Regions from separate parts of the Homo sapiens genome. Here all the other regions are linked to region 1. Evidence: chromatin loops called from intact Hi-C (ENCODE). Cell type or tissue: PC-3. All regions are shown on one strand. Region 1 has its middle 64 kb from the start of LINC00494. Region 2 overlaps SULF2 (sulfatase 2). Region 3 has its middle 180 kb from the start of LINC00494. Region 4 overlaps SULF2 (sulfatase 2). Region 5 has its middle 210 kb from the start of PREX1. Region 6 overlaps LOC107985436 (a long non-coding RNA gene). Region 7 has its middle 54 kb from the start of LINC01523.

The links. A loop is a pair of places that touch in the nucleus more often than their neighbours do. Peaks named below come from ENCODE experiments on the same cell type or tissue, not always from the same donor. Only the 100,000 strongest peaks of a DNase experiment are listed, where the experiment ranks them.
Region 2: a loop joins it to region 1, with 10 times the contacts of the local background. A loop is called at or near these places in 18 of 110 quality-filtered maps.
Region 3: it touches region 1 in a loop (2.9-fold over the local background); 6 of 110 quality-filtered maps call a loop at or near these places.
Region 4: it touches region 1 in a loop (4-fold over the local background); 13 of 110 quality-filtered maps call a loop at or near these places.
Region 5: it touches region 1 in a loop (9-fold over the local background); 14 of 110 quality-filtered maps call a loop at or near these places.
Region 6: a loop joins it to region 1, with 4 times the contacts of the local background. A loop is called at or near these places in 3 of 110 quality-filtered maps.
Region 7: a loop joins it to region 1, with 7 times the contacts of the local background. A loop is called at or near these places in 2 of 110 quality-filtered maps.

What each region holds. Positions count from the first base shown.
Region 1 is chr20:48,293,865-48,297,864 of GRCh38, reverse strand. No RefSeq gene overlaps it. Among named protein-coding and RNA genes, the nearest start is that of LINC00494, 64 kb to the left of the region's middle. RefSeq lists enhancers at 983-1,727, 1,728-2,471, 2,472-3,217. In PC-3, a CTCF peak has its summit at 2,056; a DNase peak (open chromatin) is centred at 2,154; H3K27ac peaks cover 714 bases.
Region 2 is chr20:47,675,783-47,679,782 of GRCh38, reverse strand. SULF2 (sulfatase 2) reads left to right here. Exons shown (of 21, transcript NM_001387048.1): 8 at 979-1,107; 9 at 2,649-2,705; 10 at 3,160-3,289. Among named protein-coding and RNA genes, the nearest start is that of SULF2, 110 kb to the left of the region's middle. RefSeq lists an enhancer at 496-996. In PC-3, CTCF peaks have their summits at 1,541, 1,756 (motif pointing left) and 3,314 (motif pointing left); a DNase peak (open chromatin) is centred at 1,732.
Region 3 is chr20:48,178,389-48,182,388 of GRCh38, reverse strand. No RefSeq gene overlaps it. Among named protein-coding and RNA genes, the nearest start is that of LINC00494, 180 kb to the left of the region's middle. In PC-3, no CTCF peak of the experiment used is centred here; DNase peaks (open chromatin) are centred at 1,558 and 2,148; H3K4me3 peaks cover 510 bases; H3K27ac peaks cover 2,374 bases.
Region 4 is chr20:47,723,241-47,727,240 of GRCh38, reverse strand. The region is part of intron 3 of SULF2 (sulfatase 2); the gene reads left to right. Among named protein-coding and RNA genes, the nearest start is that of SULF2, 60 kb to the left of the region's middle. In PC-3, CTCF peaks have their summits at 1,498 and 1,699 (motif pointing left); a DNase peak (open chromatin) is centred at 1,700.
Region 5 is chr20:48,618,182-48,622,181 of GRCh38, reverse strand. No RefSeq gene overlaps it. Among named protein-coding and RNA genes, the nearest start is that of PREX1, 210 kb to the left of the region's middle. RefSeq lists enhancers at 1,139-1,198, 2,021-2,729, 2,765-3,265 and a silencer at 1,499-1,628. In PC-3, CTCF peaks have their summits at 777, 985 (motif pointing right) and 1,522 (motif pointing right); DNase peaks (open chromatin) are centred at 631, 1,021 and 1,621; H3K4me3 peaks cover 2,026 bases; H3K27ac peaks cover 2,383 bases.
Region 6 is chr20:48,010,917-48,014,916 of GRCh38, reverse strand. It overlaps LOC107985436 (a long non-coding RNA gene), which reads right to left. Exons shown (of 4, transcript XR_007067623.1): 2 at 3,536-4,000. Among named protein-coding and RNA genes, the nearest start is that of LINC01522, 23 kb to the right of the region's middle. In PC-3, CTCF peaks have their summits at 2,165 and 2,367; a DNase peak (open chromatin) is centred at 2,236; H3K27ac peaks cover 1,960 bases.
Region 7 is chr20:47,927,620-47,931,619 of GRCh38, reverse strand. No RefSeq gene overlaps it. Among named protein-coding and RNA genes, the nearest start is that of LINC01523, 54 kb to the left of the region's middle. In PC-3, no CTCF peak of the experiment used is centred here; a DNase peak (open chromatin) is centred at 2,069; H3K27ac peaks cover 2,911 bases.

The DNA of each region.
Region 1 (4,000 bases):
TTGACGGTTTTGAAACCAGATGATCCCAGCTTAGACTGAAGCAGCCATTCTCAAATGTTTAGGTGTGAAGACTTCATTCAAATGGAACCTTATGGAAAAGTTCTATTTGTCAAACAGATCAAAAACAAGCTGCTCTGGCTGAACTGGCGGTGAGGGCTCCATTAGACACCCAGCTCTGACTAACGTCCCCAGAGGAACCTTCTGTCCACCTTAAAAATTCCGTAGGAACCATTGGTCTAGCTGGTTGGGGCAGGCCTGCCCCAAGAATACTCAGTGATAGGAGGTGTCATCAATGACTGACTTTAAGAAAAAGCAATTTTCCCCCTGCCCTCACCACGAGTATAGACTTGGGTGAGCCCCAGGTTAAGGCAAGGAGGATGGAAAGCTTCTGCAGCGTCTGCTGCAGGGCCTTTCTCCTTCCTCCCAGCTCTCCCTGTTCTGTCCCTACCCTGAGCTCTGCTGTTCCCCAGAGACATGCCTCCATCAGCCAGCCAGAAGCCCCTGCTGAAGGTGGACTGGTATGGCTCATTCAGCCATCCTGCCTAGAAGTTGCTCAGTTATAAAAGGGAAAGAAGGAAAACCAAAAAGGAAGGAATCTCCAATGCTGGAGTTTCATACTCAGGGCAGGCTGGTGGGGAGATGGGCAGCCTTGCTCCATGCTGGTCACTGTGAGAGAGGCCTGGAGTGTTCTGCTGCCCCGAGGTGCAGAGATGGAGATGGGGCAGAGGCACTGGGTCCCCAGCCATGCCTCTCTCTGTAGTCATGAGCTTCTCACCTCCTGCTGCACAGACCTGTGGTTCCACTCAGATCCCAGCACAGAATTGCACCTGACATTGGGTCTCCTGGTTCTCGGCAGCTGGATCTGGTTCTGTCCCTGTGGGGAGGTGGCTGCACCTGCAGGTCCTCCCGGGATCCTGACTGATGCACAATAGACAAATCACCATGTGAGGAAACGCTTCAGGGAGGAGGGCGTCTCCACTCCCCAACAACCCAGCAAGACAAATCCAAAGGGATCCAGGAGAACGGAGCTAGCAGGAGCCTGCTGCTAAGGAGAACGAGTCGAGTGTTCTCATGTTTCTGAGGTTATCTAACAAGATGCACAGACTCACGTGGGACAGACATCATTTCAGGGCAAAGATGATACGCTGAGTGTGGGTTGGGTATTTGTGGCTTGAATTTTCAAAAGCATTTTAGGTGCATAGAAAACTATTCTGCAACAAACCATTTCACAAAGGATATCAAACTTTACAAGCACAGTGGAAGCTTCTAGTGTAACTCTCCACCATCATGTTTGCCTCCCTCCCTCTGAGAATCACACCTGAACTTTAGGTTTACTATGCTCGTGTATTTCACTTTCACTGCATTTTCATGTATGACCACTTTTCCAGTTTATTTTAACCTCTGTAGAGTACTCCACGCCATGAGCTCCAGCTGGTGGACATCCGGGCTGGCTCTGTGTTTTTCATGATCACAGACAAACAAAGCTGCCATGAATGTTCCAGTGCCTGGGTGCATGTGACACACTTGGGGCCAATGAGATGCAACAGGCCTTTTATTGTGGCTTCTGAGAGCAGCAGAGGCTCTTTTCTGCCGGGCTGAATCTGTCCTCAGCCATGACAGGAGATACTCTCTAAGAATGGTCCTGAGAGGGAAAAAGAAGAGCCAAGAGGCCAGGAGACACTCGTCCGGACCTGATGACATCATTGCAGCCTCTAGATCCAGCTGTGCCTGCAACGAACAAGGCATTCCTGGCACATTTTAGTCACCTGATGTAATAAAATTCTTTCATTTAAAGCTATTTAACTCGTTTTCTGTTGCATGCAACCAAGAGTGCTGACTGATTAAATCTTCCAATTATATGATGTTTTTACTTTAAAAGGAGTATTCAGTGCCTTCACCTGAAAGGAGCAATAATGGTAGTATTGAAGGCACACAGCAGTCCAGTGGTACTTAGAGGGTCCCTAAAATTATACTGTGTGGCCGGTTACTACTCAGTCCTTAGATTCAGCTGGTTCAGCAAGAAGAGTCATCAAGCTATCAGCTCTCTTCCCTCCTTTCTCCTGAAGGTGTCCTTCTTTACCTTTAAGACAGAGCACCCAACTAGCTTTGGCTGTTTTCAATTAGGCCTTCAGCTAAGAAATGGAAGGAAAATTTAAGGCCAGAATCATCGGAATGCGATGACGTGTACTTTCAAAAATTTTCCAGGAGGAGCCGACCTCATTCAGGACTTTGATGCTGGATTGAGTGCTCTGGTTCCACTCAAAGCTTAAGAATGCTTGACCTCTGATCTGTTAAGGCCTCAGACAAAGGGCAGACAATTACATGCAGGGAGAGAAAAATAGTTTTCTGGTTACAAAGATAATTTTTAATTGTTCTGCAATTGATGATTATCTAAATTTGAGTTTTGGTGTTTTTTTGTTGTTGTTGTCAACGTAAAGGAGTGAAGGATCCCACCAGCCTTCAGGCCTTGCTATTTAAGCAGGATGAACTAACACCTGCAGAATAATATCTGCATCTGTCACTGCTTAGTTGGATTTCAGGCCATGTCCTTTCGTCTTGCTAATCAGTTTTCCTGATTTCCTGGACTAATAACTCTTTCTCTGGTCTCCATTAGCTGCACATGCCATTTCTCTTGTAAAGACCTTTAAGTTTATGTTCTTATTTAAAGCAACGTTTGATGGACACCAGGCTTGCTTATTGAGTGTGTCTCTGACCCTAGGTCAAAGCAGAAAATGGGATTTTTGAGAAATGTCACTGAGGTCATGGTCGCCAGGATCAGCATAGTGAGCACAGACCCAGGGCTCAGAGGGCTACAGCAGGCAGCAGGAAACATCGTGGTGGTAAACTCCCGGGTCCTGTCTGAAGTCAAGTACCAAGGAGAGAGAATGGAAGCTTGGCAGTTCACTGAATTTATTCCAGAAGGCGAAGCTTGCACCTTCTCCTTGGTATTTGACTTCAGATAGAACCCAGGAGTTTACCACCACAATTCAGAGCTGACGAAGGACTGAGTTTTTCTAGATGAAAAAAAAAAAAGTTACCAAAGTGATTTGCACATTGTAGAACATTTCAATTCACAGATTTAACATCAGAGGCTTTAATGATTTGTAAATGACTCTGTGTGTTAATTGGGATGGCTTATGGGCAGTTAAAAGATCCCCAAATCTCAGCAGCTTAAAATAAGAAACAGCTAATTCTCTCAAATGCTATGTTTCCCTTCTGTGAATACAGTGGTGTCTGCACATTGTATTTGCTCAGGGCCCCAGCCTTCATCTTGACACATTTCTAGAAAATCACCATGACAGGTGGAAGCTAAAGTGGTTTAATGAACATTGGCTCAAAAATGATACACGCTGCTTCCACTCACATGTCTTAGACAACACCAGTCACATGACTGCACCAAACGGCAAGGTGGCAGGGAAGTGCAATTCTACCAAAAGGCAGGAAGGAAGCCCTTACATATTTAGCAAATAGCACTGATGGCCACCATACCCCATCACATGCAGCCATGCCAAGCTTGGCTGAGTCATGAATTTGATTCCCATGCGGTCAAGCTCGGGGGTGGAACAAGACCTCTCGCCTGGTGATGAAGGCTGGCCTCCCACTCAGTATTTGCAACCCAGAAAGGTTTGGACATGTCTCTCATCCATGTTGTGTTCAAATAGATAAGAAATTGATTAAAAATTCAGATTCTTGGTGAACGATGATCTCTGAGCAGAAATCCAAATTTCCGTATTAGAAATGGAGAAATCTAAAAAAAAAAAAAAAAAAAAAAAAAAAAAAAAAAAAAAAAAATTCAATGGTCTTAGCCAGAAAAACAAAACTGTAAAATGTGAATGTAACCAAGATTAATGAAATGGATGAGACCGCATTATATGCTGAATGGAAGCTTAAAAAACCATTTATGAGACTGTTTTGGTGGGGCTGCAGCCTGTGAAATCGCTGCATTTTATGTGAGATGTAATGTAGACCACAGAACTGTTCACAGAGAGTTCCCAGTGGT
Region 2 (4,000 bases), 620 kb after region 1:
ACAACACACATGTACAAACTCACAGTGTCTGAGGGTCAGAAGCCTGGGCCTAGCCCTGCAGGGTCGTCTGCTTAGGCTGAAATCAAGGTGCCGGCCAGGGCTGTGGTCTCATCCAGAGGCTTGACTGGGGAGCATCTGCGTCCCTGCTCATGGGGCAGGTCAAGTGCAAGCAGAGGACTTGAACCCATGCAGTCTGCCTCCCAGACTGCTCACAGTCTAGCTGCTGATTTAGAGTGGCTTGCTTCTTCAAAGCCAGCAAGGGGAGAAAGAAACCAGAGCCAGACTGCTAGCAGGATAGTAGTTGACTATCTCATAACACAACCACGGGAGTGACAGCCCATCACCTTCACAACCCACTGGTTGGCAGCAGGTGCAGGTTGGTCCACACCCAAGGTGAGGGGGTCACATTAAGGTGTGATCACCAGGGACAGGGATTCTGGGGACCACTGAGGCCTGTCACGGGCCTCCTTGGTCATAGAGCAAAGAACTAAAGGGGTGAGGGACGGTGGCCCCTGATCTCCAGGGAAAGGACATTCCAGGCAGAGAGGATGGTAAAGAAGAAGGCCCTGAGGCTGCACTGTGCCTGGGCTGTCAAGGAACAGCGAGGAGCCAGTGTCTGCCCCAGAGGTTCAGGGGAAGGGTTCAGGAAGGGCCAGGATTTGGGCTGGCTGTAAAGGGGGGGTCGCCTTCACTCAGGAAGTGGGGACAGGAAGGGCAGGAGGGGGACAGGGTGAGGCTGTCAGCTCACGGCATGAGCTGAGACACAGAAACTAAGGGGGGGCGAGCACAGAGTGGGGGTTCAGCTGAATCTGGGCCGCAGAGGGGAGCTGCTGAGGTTGAGGTGCCAGACTGCAGCTTCCATACCTGCAGATGTCAGCCTCCCACAAACTGCTGCCCACCTACCGCTCCCCACCCCCCACGCGAGGCTGAGGCACCACCACCTGAGTGACTGAGTCCCCGATCTCCTGCCTCCCCCAGGAATCCCCACATCGTCCTCAACATTGACCTGGCCCCCACCATCCTGGACATTGCAGGCCTGGACATACCTGCGGATATGGACGGGAAATCCATCCTCAAGCTGCTGGACACGGAGCGGCCGGTGAATCGGTGAGGACGGAGCAGGGCAGGTGTTGAGGGGGCCGGGACATTGACCTGCGGGAACTCAGAGCAAAACCCTGTGGGTCTAGAACGTGGGGTCTCCAAGGGTCGGGAGCTGGGGTTCTCAGGTCCCGCCATGCCAACCACTTACCTGCTGTGGGAGAGAAGCATGGTCCCCTCTCCGAGATTCTGTCTTCCCATCTGGAATGTGGCCAAGGTGACCAGTTGGGGACCTTCTCTGAGCTAAAATTACCCAAAGCTTGAAATGATAGCAGCAGTGATGGTAGGAGATGGTGCTAACTGCACGGCGCTTGTGTGTGAGGCCCTATTCTAAGTACTGTGCAGGGAAATCTAGGAATTTGATCCTCACAGTAACCCAGCGAGGTGGACATTATCATCATCCCCATTTTACCAGTTTGGAATCTGAATCCCAAAGCGATTGAGTGACGTGTCGGAGGTATCCCAGCAAGTCTGGATGTAGCTCTGGGAATTCAGATGCTGACTCACCACGCCCCATAACTTTAATGCTGGAGGGTGTGATGGGAACATATTCCTAGGTGTCCAGAGAGGCAGAATAGGAACCGTGAGGGTGAGCAAGTCAGACAGGTGGGAGGTGGGCTGAGTCAGGGCGGGGAGGCTGGTGTGGCCGCAGCGACATCTGGTGGCCAGCGCTCTTAACAGCCACCAGGTTCCTGGCCTCCAGGTGCTACTTCAACTCCTGGCTTGCACCTCTGGCAGCGGAGCCCTTCCCCTGTGGCCTCCCAGAGGCTCCAGCCAGGCGAGCACTGTGTGCCCACATCTGGCTGCCCTGTAGGGGGACCGTGTCCATTGAGGCTCCTCCCCTGACTGTGAGGCCAGGCAAGCTGTAATGGTATAAAATGGACATGTTTGGGGACACTGGCCTGGGAGCCAGGACACCTGGGGGTCAGGGGACAGGGTGGAAGCTTCCCCTCTCAGCTTCAGAGTCCCCATCTAGGAAATGGAAATGACCAGGTGGCACTGGATGAAACATACAAATTACATACATGCAACTGCAAAGCACCAAAGAAGAAAATACTCCCAAAACCCAATGCAATTAACCTGACATCAAGGCAACCACTGCGCCTGACACTGAGCTCAAGACAGAGCTCAAGACGCCAAACCACTGCGCCTGATGCTGAACCACTGCGCCTGACGCTGAACTCGAGATAGAGCTCGTCTAGTGCCGGGGGAGTTGCTGGGCTTCCTGGGAGGGGCTTGAGATGTGTGTGCGCGCACACACACACACACACACACACACACACAGTTACTTGGGTGGGACTTACAGTGATTTTGACCTGGGTCATTTCTACTGTGTGTGTCTCCAGACCCAAGTCTCTGGGGAAGGGGTGGCTCAACTCAGAGGAGGGTGGGCAATGCTCTAGTGCCCAGCTGGGCACACTCACCACAATTGCTGTCCAGGCTGACCGTAAACCAAGGCTGACTCCTGGTGCCGTCCCTGCTCCTGGGGGAACGGGGGGTCGTGGGAAGCCCTCATGTTGCTGAGAAGCAGGAGCCGTGCTTTTTTCCAGGTTTCACTTGAAAAAGAAGATGAGGGTCTGGCGGGACTCCTTCTTGGTGGAGAGAGGGTGAGTGCCGGGTCCTGGGAGGGACACCCCTGCCCACCTCCCTCCCTCTGCCCAGGAAGCTTCTGTAGCCCCACCGCATCATGCTATTCAGGAGCTGCCCATGGCTCTGAAGTTGGTCCAAAGGCCCCTAAACACAAAGCCCATTCACTGCTCCTATAGACACAGAATTGGGGTCTGAGGTCACGTGTACGCTTTTGGCATGCTTTGTCCAGCCTCTACAATGTCTTCAATTTATTTAATTTATTGCCAACTCATGCAATTTGGGAAGTTTCTTATAAAATTCCAATGTCTTAAGTTTCCTAAACATCAGAAGACCCGGGCAGGTGGCCCTGCGCCCTCCACTGTGAGGAAAAGCCGGAGCCGAGGGGGCACCCCTCTAGGTGGGCACACATGCCTCCGGGGCTCCTCCAGAGCTGAGAGGCCGGCCCCGCGGCTCCTGCTCTCTGCCCCATAGCAAGCTGCTACACAAGAGAGACAATGACAAGGTGGACGCCCAGGAGGAGAACTTTCTGCCCAAGTACCAGCGTGTGAAGGACCTGTGTCAGCGTGCTGAGTACCAGACGGCGTGTGAGCAGCTGGGACAGGTAAGAAGGCTCCCTTCCCTCCCAACGGCTCCCCCTCCTGACTGCAGCCGGCCCTGACCTGCGAGGCTCTGAGAGCCGCTGAGCCAGCAGGGCCAGGGCCTCCCAACGGGTAGTCCTTTGCTGCCGTGTGGTGCCCAAGATGCTGTTTGGTGGTGCAGGATGATGCTCACAATAAGTGATTCATTTCTCAGCAGCCTTTGGACCCTGACCGTGTCAGAGGCCAAGTGTCCCGTGGGTGTGTGTATGCCCTTAGCGCCTCTCTAGCCCTTGCCGATCTCTCTTGCACGAAGGCCCCAGCAGGAGTTAAATTATTTTATTTTCACCATATTCACTTTGACAGTATCCTCTTTGTGACTGGTTTTCCTTTTATAGGAGTAATAAGACATGGCTTTTTAAAATAAATATAGGTAAGGTTTTAAAAAGTGAATTGATTGCAAGAGAAATATTAAGGAAATTATGGCCAGGAACAGTCCGTGGCTCATGCCTGAGGTCCCAGCTACTCCAGAGCTGAGGCGGGAGGATGGCTTGAGCCCACGTGTTGGAGGCTGCAGTGAGCTATGATTGCGCCACTGCACTCCAGCTTGGGTGACAGAATAAGACCCTGTCTCTAAAAACATAAGAAAAAAGAAAATTATCTGGGAAGTATCAGAGATAGCCAGAAACTGACATGTTTGGGAAAGCCTGAAGGAGGCTTTTCTGAGGCTGGAAAGC
Region 3 (4,000 bases), 120 kb after region 1:
TGAAAGAGAATTGATCTGGGAAGAAGTTTTTCTTGGTATGAGTCAATGTTATTCTTGGTCAGGGTCTAACTCCCTAAAGTCATCTTTGAAGCCCCAGCAGTTTTTTTTTATTGTCTTCCCTCAATTTCCAAGGAAGAGCTGATGTTGGAAGAATTGGGAGAACTAAGAGGGTGGGACATTGGGCCTTTTTCCTCCTTTTACCCTTTTCCTCTTTTAACTAAATAGCTTAGTGTCGATCCGTTTTCATCATGGACGTTCCCACAGACTTTAGATTTTATTTGACAAAAGAGGTCTGTGGCTCTAAAAAAAAAATGTGTCTGGAAACTATTGGTCTCAATCTGGGAAGATGCTGCTAACTTTAAGATTCCAGGATTCGTCATAATCATGATTATTCTCATTCTCAAAGTAAACATACCCAATTTCCTTCTGTTTTTTTTTTCTTTTTTTTTTTTTTTTTTTTTTTTTACAATTTTAAATGTTTTTCAGACCAAATTTTCCTTGCTTCAAATACGCTTCCCTTTTTTCTTGTAATGAACCCTATTTTCCTGGGCGAGCCACCCCTCCTCCACTCCCTGTGCAGGTAGTTTTGTTGAGTCCAGGGCTATGATGTGACCTGGGTCTGACCAATCAGAAGTCTCTATCCCATGACCACAGTGATTGGTTAAGATATGCACATGTGACCCAGTTAAAGTTACTAAAGGCCAATTCTCAGGTATCGGCCTCAGTAACTGCAGGAGCAGTGCTCTCTTTCCACTGCAGTTGCTGAGAAGTTACGATGCTGAGCTGGAGCAGCCGCTGGCCACCTTCATACGAGTGAACATCTACCCTAAAATATAGCCAACTCAGGGGAATGCACAGTTTAAAAATAGAGAAAAAGAGCCACATGGTGACATCCTTTGAGTTCCTGGATCCAGCCACACCCAAAGCAAAAATCCCCATCCTGCTTCAAGTCTGTGATTCAATGAAACACTTGGTTGGATTAAACCAACTGGGGTAGGATTTTCTGTCACTTGCAACCACAGAATCCTGATGGATACAAGACACTCTTTCTCATAGAGCCTCTCTTGAAGCTGCTATTTGATTACTGCATGGTCTTCTAAATAGTAAATATAAAATATCACACTTGGAAAGAACCCAACTTTTAGGCCTTTGGTGGGTAGATTTTTTCCTGAGGATTCAAGTCAGCAGCCTAGAGACCATCGTGTGTCAAGGTCTTAACCTCAGACACTCGCTCTTCTTTGTTACTTTAAAGCTGTCTAATGTAGAAACCCCTGAGATGCTGCTCCATAGACATGAGAAGACAGAGTCCTCGGGCCCTGCGCAAGGTCTGAGGCCCATCACCAGCTCAGCTTCTGCCCTTTTGCAAAACACTGGTCTTTTTGTCTCTGATGATGTGAGTCCATTGCTCACATATCTGGCTGTTTCATCCAAAAAAAAATATTTTACTTTTGGCTTAAAAGCCCATCTCAACATAAACATCGGAGCTCCCGAATGTTGCTCTAACAGCTTGACAACTCTGTAGGTGTAGAGCTGGCTGCCCGCCAATCCAAATTTTTCTGCTTCTTTCTTTTAATATAAACAGAGCCTTTGAAGAACTGTGGATTCATTGAATGAACAAATGAACTTGTTTACATAAAACATGCAGGAGGAAATTTCCACTGTGCTTCAACATATAATTTCAGTCTGTTTTTGGATGGGCTGGTGCATTATGGAGATTGTTTTTCTAGACCAGGATGCTGTCCTCCATATGGTGGCCTCATTGTTCACTCCAGTCGGTAAGTTCAAGGTTTAGCTATGAGGGGAGAAGGGGTACAAAATTAAATTCTGCTATGTTGGTTCACAAAGAACAGACTCGAGTTTGGAAGACCCCTGACCAATTATAGGAAAGAAAGAAATGGAAATGTGTTTTTTTCTTAGTGTATGATGTTTTATAGAAACAGAAGCAAAGGTCTTCTGGCCGGCTCTTCTGACCCTCCACTCCAAATATGCACCCTGAATCTAGTGATTTACATTAATTTGTAGAAGTTAAAACAAGCGAGGAGGTCGCTCAGGATGGGTTGGGTAGGATGATTAATGATAGTTTTATGTCATTTCAAGAAAATAAACATTGCTTTTCACAGGCTTTGTGTGCAGCCCTATGAATCATCTCTTGGTTAATAAAGAGGCTCCTCCCATCACTCTATTTGCTGGTGACAAATCACTTTAGGAGGGGGTGACAGGAGTTTTCAGAAAATGCCTTGTGTGATGATGTGAAATCCAGAGATAGAATATGCCGGTGGAAAGTTCAGGGAGGATGAGAGGGTGTGTATTAGTCTGTTCTCATGCTGCTAATAAAGATACACCCAATACTGCATAATTTATAAAGGAAAGAGGTTTAATGGACCCACAGTTCCACATGGCTGGGGAGGCCTCACAATCATGCAGGAAGGCAAATGAGGAGCGAAGTCACTTCTTACATGGTGGCAGGCAAGACAGCTTGTGTAGGGGAACTCTTCTTTATAAAACCATCAAATCTCATGAGACTTATTCACTATCATGAGAACAACGCGGGAAAGACCTGCCCCATGATTTAATTATCTCCCACTGGGTCCCTCCCATGACACATGGGACTTATGGGAACTACAATTCAAGATGAGATTTGGGTGGGGAAACAGCCAAACCATATCAGATGGTGTGGGCATGAGATGCCGGTGGTGGGGGATGTGTGGTATGGGGAGGTCTTGGGAGGAGGTGGCCATGCCAACACACCCTTGGAGGATATTGGTACATCCATGGGTCTGCAAAGGTCTCACACATTGGTAATCACCAAGGTGGATGTAGGAAATGCTCCTGTTTCCTCCCCTATTGTTACCAATGAGGACTTTTTATCATGAGTTGATGGCGAGCTGGTTTGATCAGTAGTTGGAAGCGGTAAAGTCTACTTATAAAATATATAAACAAGCCCTCTTGCAAGGAGTTACATTTTATTCTTTATTTCCTGTGAATGGTTTATAAATTAATACCTCTAGGATGCTACCTTCTGGGACACCAAAATCAAATCACAGAGTTCTTTAAAAAGTCTTCACATTTCAGCTTCAGCTAAGGGCCTACTTGTGCTCCTCCAGCCAAGCCAGATAAAAATTTAAATGATGATAATAATAATAACAGACTACATTTAGTGCCACGCACTGTTCTGAGCATTTCTGCACTTTAATTCAATCATTACAACAACTATGTAAGGACCACTTAGTCCTATTTTGCCAGTGAGGAAACTGAGGCACAAGCAAATTCAGCACCTGGCCCACAGTAATGGATCTAATAAAGGATGGAGCCAGGATTGGAACCTGAGTGGATGTTAGGGCCTTAGATGAGATTGAAAAAAAAAAAAGAGTGAGCCAAGAGCTTCAGTCTTTACTGAATAAAGGGGACTGAGTGGGATGTTTCCAGATGAGGGGCGGAGAATGTTGGACGGGAGTTAAAGACACATGGCAAGAGCTTCAAGCAAGATGTGCTTTTGAAATAGGAAGAAGGAAAGTGATATATTGATTGTCATGAAAAACAGAGAGGGGGCTGACCCTGCCTCTAGACTTGGAGCGCCTGAATTGTGAGGGAAACAAAGAGAGCTTCCTTGGAGAGGGGCTGCTTGTCCTCAAAGAGAGTCAGATTACAGGCAAGGCTGGTCCGTGGAGGGACTGGGAGAGTCATCTGGAGATGTTAGGGAGAAGGGGGGATTGTTGATAAAATAATTGTCTTAAAGATTTTAGGAGGCAGAGAAGATAATAGTGGACGGAAGGGTCAGATGAAGCAAAAATTAGGAGAGAGGGTAAAAAATTGTGTTGATAGAGACAAGAACTAACTTACAGATAAAAGGAATCTCTCAAGGAAAAAAAAGACAATGCAGCAAGGGAGCAATACAAATACCGAAAATAATAATTCAAAAAAACTTCCAAAAACAAAACCTTGGAAATTATTTGTTAAAAGAGCAGGCTGCATCCTGTGAATAGTGACCCATCATGACCAA
Region 4 (4,000 bases), 570 kb after region 1:
TCAGGACACCAGTGATTGGACTAGAGCCCGCTCTGATCCAGCGTAACTTCATCTTACAACACCATGTTACAAACACGGTCACCCTCACAGGTACCTGGGCAAGGACTTGAGCATATATTTTGGGGAACACATTCATCTCGTGACGGCTGGTTTCTTTCACACATTAAACCCCGCCCCCCCCCATAAAGGCTGCAGAGCCGATGTCAAACTGAGCAAACCTGCCGCTCTTCCCCTCTTCACTGCCCCAGCTGTGGTCCTGGGTGGGGAGCAGTGTGGCCGCCCTGAAGATCAGCTCCATGCGTAGCCTTCCCTTCCCAACCATGGTTTCTCTCAAGGAATCTCCACCTGCAGTGGGCGTTGAAACAGCTGCAGGGTCAAAAGTGAGGGAAGGGTGACTGTGGTGACAGACAGGCACACCCTGTCTCCTGGGCCTCAAGAGGCTTCCGGGGGTTTCAGAGTGCATGAGACCTTTTGTAGTCCTCTCCTAGGTGCTAGCTGTGACTCCCTGAACATTCTGGAATGAGTTAGGCTGGAGCCAAATGGCCCAGTACCGTTGCCACTAGCCACAGGGAGCTATTTAACTTTACGTTAATTACAATTAGCATTTCAGTTTCTCAGGTGCACTAGCCATGGTTCAGGTATTCAGTAGGCGCACATGGGTTCTGTACTGGATAATGCACATAGAGAATGTTTCCATTGGCACAGAAAGGACTCTTGGACAGCAGGAGAATAGAGCCTATGGCTGGGCCTGTAATCCCGGCACTTGGAAAGGTCGAGGCAGGAGGATCTCTTGAGGCCAGGAGTTTGAGACCAGCCTGGGCAACATAGTAAGACCTGTATCTTTACAAAAAATTTGAAAAAAAAAAAATTAGCTGGACATGGTAGTCCATGCTTGTAGTCCCAGCTACTTGGGAGGCTGAGGCAGGAGGATCACTTGAGCCTAGGAGTTTGAGGCTGCAGTAAGCCATGATCACACCACTGTACTTCGGCCTGGGCAACAGAGTGAGACCTTGTCTCTAAAAAAGAAAGAAGAATAAAGCCTAATCAAACAAAATCTTTTGGGAGTGGGGAGTGACACACAGCACTGAGAAGGGGCAATAAAAACGCAGGGGGTGGTGGCTGTCGAACTTTAGGTGAGTGCTTTCCGTGATTCCTCATCTGTAATCCAATCTCCTCCTCCTCATCCCTGCACTCACTTCCCCTTATGCTCCCAGTACCTTGATCTGTCTTCCCAAACCTTCCTGGGTCTCGGGTCAGGGTCTCAGGACAGGTTCCTGTTCTCCGAGCAGCAGACACCATCCATCCCGGGGCCAGCAGGTTGTGCCAGCCCACACAGCGAGTCCTTTGGGAATCCATCCGTGTCGCAGGGGATTTGAGCAAATGAAGGGAAACCGAGTTCCTACACCGAGGCCGGGAGCGGGGCTTCCTCTGTCATCCCTGTGTGAACCCGTTCTAGCCTGGGGGCTCCAAATGCATAGAGGGCTGGCAGGTAGCCCAAAGCAGAGAGGCAGGCTGGGTGGGGAGGGGGTGCCCAGATTTCAACTGTGGACTGTTCACTCTACTTTTTAAGAATGAGCAACTGAAAACACCGGGCAGGCCCACAGCAAACACACCTGAGGGATGGATTGGTCTGCAGGCCACCGGCTTGCAAACTTCTTTCTAAGCTGGTGGTTCTCAAGGGAGCACACCGCCCCCTAGGGGTTAAACTCTGTGACTGCATTGCCGGTGATGGTGAAGGATTTGACTTTGCTGGCTTCCTGGGGGCGGAGACTAAGAAGGACTTTGATGTCCTGCTCTGCACAGCAGAGTCCACGTGGCCCCCACATTGCATTGTATTCCACATAGCTTCTGAGTTTCCTACCACATCACTCATATGGGTAGATTATTTTATGTTTATTGTCATCTGAGTCTTGAACCTACGTCTATTTTATATGTAAATACTGGAGGGTTTTTGCATATTCCCAGGAATGTACGGAATAAGAAAATGGAGGCAATATTATACTTGAGTGCAAAACTTTCCCAAGAGTCATTCCTTATTTCTGAAAGTCCCATCCCCGATGACAGTGCTACGCCAAAGGATTTGAATGGCAAATGTCGCCCGCCCACCCAGCTGCCCTTGTAATTGTCACATTCCCAGTGAATCTGTGTCTAGGTGCAGGCGTCTGCCTGACTACTGTGTTGTGCCTTCTTGATGGATGTGCTGGGGGAATTTCATATTGAAATTTATCTTCATTATAAATTGCTTTCCTTTTATTTTCCCTGTAGATTGCAGTTAGAGCATTATATTGATTTTGTGGAAATGACATGCATAGGTAGCTTTTGTTACCTATAAATTTCCTTTCAAGAAAACAAGGGCGCTCTACAAAATATTTGTCATAGAAATGGGAGGTCAGTCTGATGGCGCTGAGAACAGCTCTTTGAAAGGTGCAAGTAGTGTCAGATTCCTCCAAGGCGATAATTAAATATCCATTGAGTGACAGGCCTTGTTCTGAGGGTCTGTTGTGGATTTTCTCCCCCTCCTCTAGTCCATCCCTCTGAACAAAACCACACTTTAAAAGGCACAAGACAGATATTTAAGACACAGCTTGTCCTCGTGGTGACTCAGCAGGCAATAAAACCTGTCACTAGAGATGGAGCCCTCCATACCCAGCTAATTGAGTTTCCAGGGAATGAATGGGCCTCATCCTCATTTGCAGGAGCTGCAAGACCCTTCTAGGGAGCGGATGGCTGGAGCCAGCATTTAATTAGGCACAGGCAGCCCGCCCTCCATGCCACCAACACCCAGAGCTCCGCCTGGCCCTGCTACAACCAGTCAGCAGGGCCTTGGTGTCCCCCGCAGCCCAGTCTTCCTCAATAGCCACAGCCTCACTAAAAACAGGCAGGCGGAAGACAGGAATGCATGGAGTGGCAAGACAGAAGCAGCTCTCGCCTCTCGCCCTGGCGATCTGCTTGTCCCTGTTTGTCCCCAGCAACTGGCCATTCCTTCTCCCCACCCACAGCCGGAGGACACTTTTAAAAATTGTAAACCTGACCACATCACTTCCGGCTGAAAACCTCCTACGGCTGCCCACTGCTTTTTGGATAAACTGGCATCTCCTCGCCAGGGCTGCCAAGACCTTGTTTGGCCTGGGTGTGCTCACCTCTCTGTCCACATCTCCTATCTGTCCCTTCCTTGGTGACAGCACTCAGGCTGCCTAGCCTCTTTGTTCCTCAGAACTTCCAAGGTCCATTCCTGCCCCAGGCCCTTTGTATGTGCAGTTACCTCTGTCTGGAGCACTGGCCCACAACCATTCTGGTACAAGCAACCGGTTTCGTGGAAGACAGTTTTTCCACGGACTGGGGGTGAGGGATGTTTTGGGATGATTCAAGCGCATTTCATTTAGTGTGCACTTTATTTCTAATATTATCACATTATAATATGTAATGAAATAATTATACATCTCACTATAATGTAGAATCAGTGGGAGCCCGAGCTTGTTTTCCTGCAACCAGATGGTCTCACCCGGGGGCAATGGGAGACAGTGACAGATCATCAGGCATTAGATTGTCATAAGGAGTGCACAACCTAGATCCCCCGCATGCACAGTTCACAACGGGGTTCACGCTCCTATGATAATCTGCTGCTGATCTGATAGGAGGCAGAGCTCAGGCAGTGATGCAAGTGATGGGAAGCGGCTGTAAATACAGATGAAGTTTGCTCACTCGCCTGCCACTCACCTCCTGCTATGCAGCCCAGTTCCTAACAGGCCACAGACCGCTACCTGTCTACCTGTCTGCAGCCCAGGGGTTGGGGATCCCTGGTCTAGAGCGTTGTTCACACACTGCGGAGAACTTCCTCCATCCATTCTCTCTTCCTTCCTGCCCTTCCTGTGTCGGTTAGTACTCCTCAACCCTCTCATTCTCGACCATGACACCCGGCTTTATGTTCTTCTTAGGACTTCTCGCCCCCTTGAAATTATCTTGCATGTTTGTGAACTTTTTTTTTTTTCTTTTTTTTGAG
Region 5 (4,000 bases), 320 kb before region 1:
TCACACCTGTGAATAGCCAACTGCACTCCAGCCTGGGCAACGTAGTGTGGTCCTGCCTCTTAAAAAAAAGATTAAAGAAAAAATCAGAAGCTCTGGTCACACTGGTCCACATTCCCACCTGGCTACATGTCAGCTGGAGCTGAGGAGCGGCTGTCTTCTTGAGGAGGGTGCCAGCTCTCCAGCTCCCCGGAGCCACGTGGTCCGAGCACTCATCCGGCCTGCTCACGCTGACGGCCAGATCCTTAGCTCTGGACTTGCCATGGCGATGTCAGCTCGGGGAGGACCTGGTGACCCGGAGTCACTGTGCCGTCCAATGGAGAATCAAGGGGCAGGCGCAGCCCCGCATTGACGTCTCTCGGAGCCTCTCCTTCTCTGCTCCTCCAGGATGAGGGCAGGGCCCAGGTGGTTGAATTCCTCTGAGCCTCAGTTTTTTCATCTGTCAAAAGGTGCTGACCCAGAGATGGCCCCTTGGCGTGGACTGCAACAGAGGCCACCCAGGAAGTGGAAGGTACGATGGGGTGTGTTGACCGCTTTATGATTTTATCTAAATAACTGTTGGTGTACTTCCTGTCCACCTTCCCCCCAGCAGTAAGAGCAGGAACCACACCCCTTCCATACTGTAGCCCAGGGCCAGACAGTGGTGAATCACGGCTAAATATTAATAGAAGAAAGCAGGGTTAGCACAGTGATCAGAGCGGGGGGCGCAAGCCACACCCATCTGTGGCCAAGCGGGCCCCTCTAACCTCTGTGTCTGCCACGTGGGTTCATTCATGGGGGGCTGGACTAGGACCTTTGAAGTCAGACACCCTCGCCTGCTCCTGAATCTGTCAACACCTGATACTTGCTGAGTGGCCATATCTGAGATTCTCTGTCTTTCTGGGACCCTCAGCTTCCTTCTTTGAGAAATGGAGACTTTACGCCCACCTGGCTGCCTTGCGGGGGTACCAGGAGTCTCCTCCAGGGCCCCAAAGTGGAACTTCCCGGGATAAGTGTAGTGCCCTGTCTGTCCAGCAGGTGGTGCTGGGGACCGCGTAGTGCCCAGAGGCTGCTGTTCCCCGGGCTCCAGCACTCAGACCGAAGGCTGGCTCCTGGGTGCAGGTATTTGGGACAGAGCCAGCCTGGAGGCGGGGCCTGGAATCGTCTGGACAATGGGCACTGGCGCTATCCCTCTCCTGGGCTGGGCTTGCCGTGAATATTTTCTCTTTTTTTCTCTCTTTTTAAAAACTTTTTAAAATTTGTCTCTTTCTTACTTTCGTCCCCCTCATTTTCTTTCTCTCTCTCTAAGCTTTTCTATATTTGTCTTTGTCCCATAACATATGTCTGTGAGCTTGACTCGATTTTTCAATTCTTTCCTTTCGGGGATCTTTCCCTTCTCTCTTTTCTCTTTTTTCCCTTCCTCTCTTCTGATTGGAGGAGAAGGATATGAAAGGCCCTTATGCACTGTAAAGCGGGGTGCTTACGAAGCTTGTGACCAGAAACCCACAGTCACTGGTGCACCTTTGTGGAAGTGACGGCCACTAGATGGCGCTGTGGGCCAGGGCGCCCCGCCTAGCCTTGCGGGCCTCCTGCCCAGAGCTCCTGGGAGGCTCCCACTGCAAGCCTGGAGCTCGGGGTTTGCAGGCAGGGGAGGCCGAAAGCCAAGCCTGAAGCTGCCTCCCTCCGGGCACTGGTAGCGTTCCCTGGAGGGCTGGAGTGGGGCAGGGGTGGTTAGGAGAGGGATGCTAAGGAAATGCCTCCGCTGCCAGCGCCTTCACCAGCTGCACCTCCCATTATTGCAGCCAAAGTTTGCTCACAAGGACAGTGGCTGGATTTGAGCCCAGGCCGTGTGGCTCCAGACCCTGAGCCCGGGGCTCTGTCTGGGGTGTGGCCCAGGGGCAGGTCCTTGGGTGCGTGAGGGTGGCTTGGCTCAGCTCCTCTCCCTGGGTCACTGCAGCGGCCCTGTGCTGTTCTGTTTTCCCATCCCGAAGTCCTGAGGGTCTCAGCAGAGGGGCCCAGGATTCAAGTCCATCCACTCCCAGGGCGGGTCCCTAGCCAGCCTCTGCCCAGCATGTGGGGTGGGTGCTTCCCTGTCCTCCTGCTTCCTGCAATGTTTCCCTTCCAGCACTTTCCAGGCTCCAGTTCCCCATGCTGGGCTGCCCGAGCACCCCCACCCTGCAGCTGGCCCTGCTGCCCTGGCTTCCACCTCCAGATCCTTCTTGCCATGTCCGCTCCAATCAGAGCCAACCCACCCTGTGCCCCTCCCAGTGGCTCTGCTGCCTGCTGGACACATGTCACCGCCACGGGGCTGATGGGTAACGGGAGATGCTCTCAGGTCCTGATTTGTGCTTCGCCAGAGCCCTCCTAGAGCTGTAGGTGATGATGGGCACTTTCCAGACACTGGCAGGGCTGAGATGAGCTGCTCCAGGGACAGGAGGTTCAGAGATGAAGAGCTGGAGGAGGGCCAGCCCTGCAGGGCACACAGACTTGCATTGCTGGCTTTTGGCCCAAACAGCTCTTTGAAAAACAGCACAGGAATGGCCCCGGTGGGTGGTATCTGTTTTCATGGTGCGTGGCTGACACTGGAAGACGATGGACCCGTGGCTGCTGGGTATCAGGGGAGGGGAGGGGGCCTGGGTGTGGGATGCAGGGCTGCCCTCCTTCCCTCACATCCCCTGCTGTCAGGAAGAGGGCAGGGGGTCCTGGGGCACTGAGGCTGGGGAGACATGAGGGCTGTCACATCTGTGTCCTATCCAAGCCAGATCCATGTCCTGTTTGCAGAGTCTTGGCCATAAAGAGGGACTGGGAACACTCTGCCTCACCCTCACCCTCGCACCCTCCTCTGATCCATCTGGGTCTGTCTGGATGGCAGAGGCTCAGAAGGTCTGACCCTACCCGATGGTGGAGGCTCAGAATGTCTGAGCCAGAAAGGACGTCGACGAAAGTCTAGAGCCAGGTGCCCTGACTCACGCCTGTCATCCCAGCACTTTGGGAGGCTGAGGCTGGAGGATTGCTTGAGCGCAGGAGTTTGAGACCAGCCTGGGTAACATAGTGAGACCCTGTCTCTATTAAAAATAAAGAAAAAAAATTAGCTTGGGGTGGTGGTGCAAGCCTGTGGTCCCAGGCTGAGGTGGGAGGATCACCCGAGCCTAGGGAGGTCGAGGCTGCAGTGAGCCATGATCAAACCACTGCTCCGCTCCAGCCTGGGTGATGGAGTGAGAGACTGACTCCAAAAAGAAAAGGAAAGACTCGCCTTCCTCCTCCTGATTAACAGGTGAGGCAGATCCCCGTGCCCCATAGGGACTGCAGGGACACTGATGCTTGGTGCTGATTGAACCCCTACTGTGTGTCGCAGGCTGTGCACATCACCTCACTGAATCCTCACGAGAGCCCTAGGGGGGCACCATGGTTGTCGCTGTCCTCCCACTGTGGAGCTGAAGGAGCTGAAGGGGGAAGGCGCTCCCCGAGGGGCACGCAGTCAAGGAGCCTCTGAGCCGGGATTTGTCCTGTCCCAGGTCCTGGGTCCCCACCCGCAGCCCCACTCGCTGCTGGCAGAAGCAGGTCACCAAGGAAAGACCCAGGGGGCTTCCCTCTTGGGGCTTCCAGTGTATTAAAAGTGAAGGAATGCCAAGAAAGGGCTATAGAAACCACGGGCTGGCTGAAATGTTGAAGGAACAAACGAACTCTTTATCGTGGTGCTGTTCAGGAAATAAGAACTACATTGACTTTGTAAAAGTACGTTCATCCCAGGTGCATCTGGGCGTGAGGACGGGAAGGAGGGGGCTGTAAAGATGGGGATTAGGGCTCGTGGGTCAGTGCCTGAGCTTTGTGGCCGGACTCCCTGGGTCCGGATTCCTGGGTTTGGATTCCTGGGCAAGTCACTTGACTCGTCTGTGTCTCGGTTTCCCCATCTGCAGCATGGGCTCCCAACCGCATGTTCCCGGTGTCGGGGTTGGAGGGGCAGGCAAAGCCTTTGATCAGCGCCAGGCTGTGGGTGACTGCCCCAAGGGGGCTACTGGGTCCT
Region 6 (4,000 bases), 280 kb after region 1:
TGCCTTCCCCTCTGTGGGCTCCATTCTTGGGCAGCCTCTCTTTGTGGCGTGGCGTGGCTTCTGGCAGATCCAGCAACTCCCATAGAGATGTGAGTTTCATATCCCTCAGTTTCCATGGGAGAGCTAAGTCTCATTGGCTCTGACTGGACCCCTTGGCTATCTCATTGAGCCAGTCTCTGTGGCCAAAAGGGCTGGAACACTCTGACAGTTCAGTCCCAAGTTAACTCATGCCACTGTAGAAAAGCCCCCAGTCTCAGATTTCGAAGAAAGATGTGACTCTTTGTAAGAGCTGTGTCATAGGAAGGGGGAAAGCACTCACCAGTTTCCTAATAGAGCAAAACGTCACTTGTAATCTAGGGTCCTGATTAATGCAGAGACCAAACCTAGGAAAGATCTGGATGCTGGAGTCTACTGTTTGAGGACTTCACCTCTAAGACCTCATATAAACATCCTTTCAAGCTTTCTTCTATACCCAAGGCCCCTCCAACCTTTGCCTGGAGAGGAGAGACGGTGACTCTGGTGAGGAACAGGCTGAGCGGCAGAGGGGCGAGCAGACCTCTTCATTGTGGATCCACGTCTTCGTAGAGGCTTTTGAGAGGATCCTGACCACATGCATTTGGAAGAGGTCACTATATTTTTTCAGTAAAACATTTAGGATCTGTAAAGAGGTCACGGTGTTCGGCTAGGGGATAAAAAGAACTGAGAGTTTCTTTGCCAGTTGGGATTTTTAACTTGTAAAATACGTGGCTTGAAATTCTGTTTATTTGGCTGGGCGTGGTGGCTCACGCCTGTAATCCCAGCACTTTGGGAGGTCGAGGTGGGTGGATCACTTGAGGTTAGGAGTTCGAGACTAGCCTGGCCAACATGGTGAAACCCCATCTCTACTAAAAATACAAAAATTAGCTGGGCATGATGGTGGGCGCCTGTAATCCCAGCTACTCGGGAGGCTGAAGCAGGAGAATCATTTGGACCCAGGAAGCAGCAGTTGCAATGAGCCGAGATCACACCACTGCACTCCAGCCTAGGCGACAGAGCAAGACTCTGTCTCAAAAGAGAAGATAATTGGGAAATGTTATTTGAATATTTAAGTGATCAAGTTGAGTATGCATTTCTAGGGGATCTTGGATGACGTAGAGTCACTGTGCCTCCTCTCCAGGCAAACCTTTTAGGGGTCTTGGGTACACTTGGGCATAGAAGAAAGCTTGATGTTTTGCTCTATTAGGAAACTGGCAAATGCTTTCCTCCTTCCTATGACATAGCTCTTACAAAGAGCCACATCTTTCTTTGTACAATGTCACTCCTGCCATCTCTCCAGTCTCATCTTGTGTCACTACCCCACCCCCATTCCTACCACTCCACATTGGTCTCCTTTAAGTTTCTCGTGTGTGGCAAGTTCTGTACACAGATGTCCCCTCCATCTGGGATACCCTTTCTGCCACACCTTCAGCCAATGAGCCTATTCTTATCCTTCTGGGCCAAACTTAACTGTTACCTCCTCCAGCAAACTTCCCCTGACACCTGTCCACCAGGCTTTCCTCTCCCTCACCCCCAGGATTCTCCACCTCACTTCATGTTTGTTTCATTCCATATGTGTCTATGGAGTACCTACTCTATGCCAGGCACTTTCTAGGGGCCAAGACTACATCACTGAGCAAACAGACAAACATTACTGCTCTCACAGAGTTTATATTCTAATAAAGAGAAGAAAGAAGTAACCCAAATAATAAGGAAACGTTATAGTTTATTAGAGGGTGATGAGTGCCATGGAGATCAATATAGCAGGAAGGAGAAGAAGGCTGAGAGGATGCAATTTAACAGGAATAGGGAGAAAAGGGCTCCTTGAGGAGGCAAACTTTGCACATGGATCTTAGGGAGTAAATGATACAGTCATGCAAATATCTGGAGAAAAAGTCCATGCAAAGTATAAAATAAATAAAAACAGTGCCAGGTTGGAAAGGGAGGGAGTCTGGAGTCAGTGGCAAATATTCAAATATTCCCCTCTTGATGTCTCAGCAGACAATGAGGGACACATTCTACATGGTTTCTGAGAGGGTCTCCAGTGGATTGAGCCTAGTTGTCCACCTGTGTACCCAGTTGTCTATTGGTGCATAGCCAACCACCTCAAAACTTTGTGACATAAAACAAGAACCAGTTTATTCTGCTCGTTGACTCTGTGAGTCAGAAAATCAGATAAGACATAGCCCTAATGTGTGTGAGGCCTCTGCTGGAAAGAGTTGAAATACTGCCAGCAACTCAAATCACTAGAGGCTTGAATCATGACAGAATTCTTCAATCACTTGTGTAATGTCTGCCTGCAATGGCTCACAGATTAGCCTTGGCTAGGACTCCCCAGCAGAGGGCCTAAATGTAGCCTCCTCACGTGGCTTGGGCTTCCTCCCAGCATGGCAGACTTCAGGCATGGTAGCTCAGGATTCCAAGAGCAAGTGTTTTAGCAAATAAGATGGAAGCTAAATGATCTTTTATGACCAAGCCTTGGAAAATCACATAGCATAACTTTTGCTAGCCGGAAGAGTCACAGGAAAGGAGAGGGGGCATAGAGCCCACCTCTAGATTGGAGGAGCATCAAACATCTGCAGCCATATTTTAAAACTGCCACACAGTAACTAACTCAAAATGCATCCTTGTATTAGCTTCTTCTCTTTCTCTATTTCACTATTCCCAGTCCTTCCATTCCAGTTCCTGGGATTGCTTCCATAATCTATCTGAACCCAAGCCCTTGACTCAGGCTCTGCTTGTGGGAGAACCCAAGCAAAGACACTCCCCATAGCTTCAACCTGAAACAATTTGGGGACCTTCCAGGTTTGCAAGATGTGGTTTGGTTTAGGCATAAATGAGTTCTAAGTTGAGTTCACTTCGATTGGAATTTCTAATGGTCATTGGAGCAAAGGAAAACACCCCAAAATCTGACATAGTCACACACTCTTTCTTTCATAGGACTACTTGGGTTTTCCAGTTTTATTTCTCTCCCCCTTAGCAGCTGCTTACTTTTACTGGACAGAATAATTCATGGGAGAGCTTTATAATAACCTTTAAATTCTCTACTTTATGAAGAGAAAGAACAATAATAAATGCATGAATATTAACACAGGTGAATGTTTCCCCTCTCTTTTGATTTGGCTTCATAAACCCTGTGACATGGCAGGATTTGGATCAACTCAAATTGTATCAAATCTAAGTGGTCTCACTTTTTAAAAGTCCTCTGAGAATTCACATATATTTTCTCTACAGGTGATTCATTTTTCTCCCATCCACTTTGAACATATAAAATTCAGAATATATCAAGCATAGCATCGATTTATTTCAAAATTCACCATTAACTAGGACCATTTTTAGACCCTGTGTTCTTGCCCTTCCCTAAAAGTAGCCTGCAGCATTTTCATAATAAAAAGCAGTTAGCATGCTTAAAATCTTGAATGAATTAGAAATTATTTCCAAGAAATCCATGGTCGATTTATAGGCAATAAGCTTTTTTTTTTTTTCATTTGAGGTGTGCTTTACAAAAGCATTTTCCTACCTCCTTCAACTCTGGGTGACGGCTGTTGATTCCGATTGTGGCTGAAACCATGATGATGAAGATAATAATGATGCTGCTGATGGCAGAGGTGGTGATGGTGATGATGAAGTTGATGCTGCTGCTGATGGTGGAGGTGATAATAAAGTTGAGGGTGATATTGATGATGGTGGCTGTGTTGGTAGTGATGGTGAAGGGGATGGTGATATTGATGGTGATTGTGGTAATGATGAAAGTGAGGGTGATATGATGGTGATTTGTGGTGGTGGTGATGATGAAGGTGGTATTGATGGTGGTTGTGGTGGTGGTGATGATGAAAGTGATGGTGATATGGTTGATGGTGGTTGTGGTGATGATGAAGGTGATGGTGATATTGACGATGGTTATGGTGGTGGTGATGATGAAAGTGATTGTGAGATGGTGGTTGTGGTGATGAAGGTGATGGTGATGATGAAGGTAATGGTGATA
Region 7 (4,000 bases), 370 kb after region 1:
AAAGTGCAGCTTCCTCCACAACAGTCTGTGGACAAGGCAATTCCTTGAACCCCTTTGCTTCAGTTTCCACATCTGTGTCTTCCTAGGCCTCCTACTCCCCAGGCGATCGCATCCTGACTGAAGCCTTTACATACTCATTCTATGCTGAGCGTTCTAAAATATTTCAGTCCTACCCCAACTTCTTCCTGAGATCTCTACTTGTATATCCAACTGCCCACTGGACTCCTCAAACATGATCTTAACAAAGCTGAACTCTTGTTCAACCTCAGGCCCCAAAATTATTCTTCTCACAGTCTACCCCATTTCAGCAAACGGAAATGTCACCATTCCAGTTACTCTGGCTACAACCCTGGGTGTCTTCTTAGCTCCTCCCTTTCTCTGGTTGCAGCACCAGCTGAAAATAAGCAGCCAGAAGAACTGCCCAGCGGAGCCCAGTTACCCCACAGAACCATGAAAGATAATGAAATGTTTGTTGTTTTGAACCACTAGTTTGTGGTTGTTTATTATGTGGCTCTAGATAACTGAGACATGGTGCTTTCATAGACAAATGTTTTACCTACATCCTTGATATGAACTACCAGCTAGGTCTTCAAATGTGCCTGCTTTTCTATGTCCCAAACTTCAGGGCTAGCCTACCATAAGAACAGTTTCTCTGCCACTCCTGGATAATACCTCTACGATTACTTAACATGTTTTTTTTTCAAATGGACTATAAAAGTTGGATCATTTGTATAATGTAGCCTGCTACTAAGAACTAGTAATACTAATGATGGCTGTGCATATTGACTGAGCACTTACCATGGGCCATCCATAGCTCTAAGGGCTTTCCATACGGTCGCTTGTCTAATCTTTACCACAGCCCTATGAGGAAGATATTATTATTGTCACCATTTTACAGATGATGACAATGAGGCACAAAGAGGTTATCCAAGGCCTCACAGCTAGAAAACCAGGGAGGTGAGACCTGACTCGCTATTGTCCAACTCCAGAGTCTAAATTCTCAACTACCTCTCTGAACAACAACAATAACCACTGGTATCTATCGACTTCTTGCTACATTTCAGACACTTTCCTAGCTCATTATTGATTTCTCCCCACAGCTCTTGGAGGTAGGTCTATTATTATATGCATATGCATATAATAATAGGTGAGGAAACTGAGGCACAGCAGGGCTGAGTCACGCAGCTGAAAAGTCCATGGCAGAGTCAGGATTCAAGCCCAGGCATTCAAGCTGCAGAGCTCACACCCATCACCAGTCCCCTGTGTTTCAGTGAAATAACATTCAAATACACCCATAACCATCAGATAGCAAGATTTTTCTTGCTGTCTAACTCATTTCATGAGCCACCACGGACAGGCAGATCACAATTTGGGAAGCATCTTCCCAGCCTCAGGTGCCTCCTACCTGGGGCCCCAGTCTACTCACCTGGGTGGCCTGCCAGATGCTGGTGGGGCTTTATTTCCATCTGGGGGCCCCTGCACACCCTCCATACCTAGCTGTCCCTGGATGCAGGGCCCTCACTGCTTGAGGCTGTGCCCACCCAGGACCACATCCAGCTTCCGGGGCTCCTGCCCCTTCTGGCCTGGCCCCTCTCTCCTACTCCCTCAGTCCAGGACTCTCGTGCTGACAGCCACCCTCTTAACTGGAGATGAGAACACCACTGGCATCCACATTCCACCTGGATTTGCATAATCAGGCACATTTACTGCCCTCACTCTGTGCCATAATTACTGACTTGCTTTGCATTCGACACTTTTCAACTCCATGCACGTCCCTTCTCCTTCCTGCATTTTTAAGGTGGTTATTACAGATACGGCAGACTTGGCTTTCCCAGACATGACTCTGGCTTTAAAAATGCAAAAAGATCAATGTCCTACTTTATGTAATTATGTCTGCCCCTAGAATCAAAGGAAGAGCAGATGGGGCACACTTTGGAGTCAGCAGACTTTATAACTAGGGGAAGAGTTGAGGCCTGTAGTATTTTCCACAGCATCATCTGCTCCCTAAAATCACACAAATCCCTCCTTGTCCCCTAGAGAGGGGTAGAATTTCCTGGTCCCTGTGAGTCAGACAGGACTCCTGGGCCAGGATTTTCATGACATCTGAGTCAGAGAAGTTTGCAAGGGGGAAGTAATCCAATTGGCTATGGAAAAAAAAAAAAAAGCAGTGTTCAAATTCTCTAGAGCAGGTTTTTTTCCCCCAAACTTTTGAAGAAGGATCCATTATAAGACACGAAGTTTTCATCAGAACATGAAATAAATGTACACACACACACACACACACACACACACACACACACACACACAGGATGTTAGGAAAGTTACAGACTAACAACAGATGGAAGAAACAAAGTATGGGCCTTCATTGAATCTTTATTTTAAAAAGTAGCTCAAGAAAAGTTTATGAGATAATCAGGAAAATTTGAACGTTGACTAGATATTTGATAATATTAAAAGAATTATTGCTTATTATTTGTAGGCAAGATACTGGTATTATATTTGTGTTTTAATATGGAGTCTTTCGCTTTTAGAGACACATACTAAAGTATTATGATAAAAATGATACAAGGTCTAGGCCTCAAAATAATCCAAAAGAAAATAAACTAGTATAAGGTGACATAGAGATGAAATGAGATTTACCACGCATGTTAAAGCTGGGTAATGGGTAAATAAATGGAAGTTTCTTACACTTTCTCCTATACTTCGTGTGTATTTGAAAATACTCATAATATACTTTATATTAATTAAATTAAAAGACCTGTGGGGGAAAAAAACTACTGGATCAAAACTCCTAAATAAATCAAAGGAATTTCCAATCAGATAGTGTTTGCAGTAATTATAGCAAGTAGTGTTTTAGAGTGTACTCTCTAAAACAAGACTATTTGGGTTTGAATCCTTTCTTTGACACTTACCAGCTGCATGGCTGTGGGCAAGTTACCTATCCTCTCCCTGCTCCCATTTCCTCCTCTGTAACTTGGAATAACAATAATAGTATCTACATGCTGGAGCTGTTAAGAGGATTCAACGTGTTAAGTGCTTAGAGGTGTATCTAGCACAACAATCATTATCCCAGTAGTAGTCATAGTGGTGGAAGCAATAGCGCCAACAGTACTACGCAGTATTCAGGAATCTTTTTTAATATTGAAGTCATCCAAAAAACATGCTGCAGCTCTCCCTGGCTTTGAAGGCATTAAAAAAAAAAACCTGTAGACAAAGTTAATTTAACAGAGGTTATTTGGACAAAGAACAATTCAAGAATCAGGCAGCACTCAGAACCTGAAGACATTCTGAGGGCTCAACTCAGCAAGGTGGAGAGCAAGTGTTTATAGACAGAAGATATAAATAAAGTAGAAAATTAACTTGATTGATTACACCTAGGCATTTGCCTTATTTGGACATGGTCTGACCTGTTGGCTACTTCTGATTGGCTGAAGCTCAGCAGTTTCTGATTGGCTGAAACTTGGCAGCTGGTGATTGGCTGAGATCTGGGTATCTGTTACAAAAAATCTACACTCCTAAATTAGGTTTCAGTTTGTTTATATACTAAGTTAGGTTGCAGAGCTTTATGGAAGAACTCAAAGTACAGAGAAAGCCTCAGGCTAATGACCTCCTACTTATTTAATTTAACAGAGTTAATAGGGTGTAAGTGGAAGTGAGGTGTGACAGCTTCTTGGAATGTTCCTTGAAAAGAAACCTGATGCTTTGAGCCTTTTTGACTTCATACCTTCTTTCATTCTGGTTGCTTGGGGGGCAACACGTCTGGGGCTGAGGCTAGAGCTGGAGCTGCCATCTTGGACCATGTACTGTTCCTGAGAATAGAAGCCACACCTGGCAGGGAAACCCGAATGAAGAAATCAGGTCCCTGGGTGCTTGGTCAACTAGTGCCCACATGCCAGCCTTGAGCTATCGCCCAGACTACCACGTGGGAGAAAAGTACATGCACGTCTGTTCAGATGTCTGTGACTGGGAGCACTATTACTCACAGCAGTAATCGGGATCA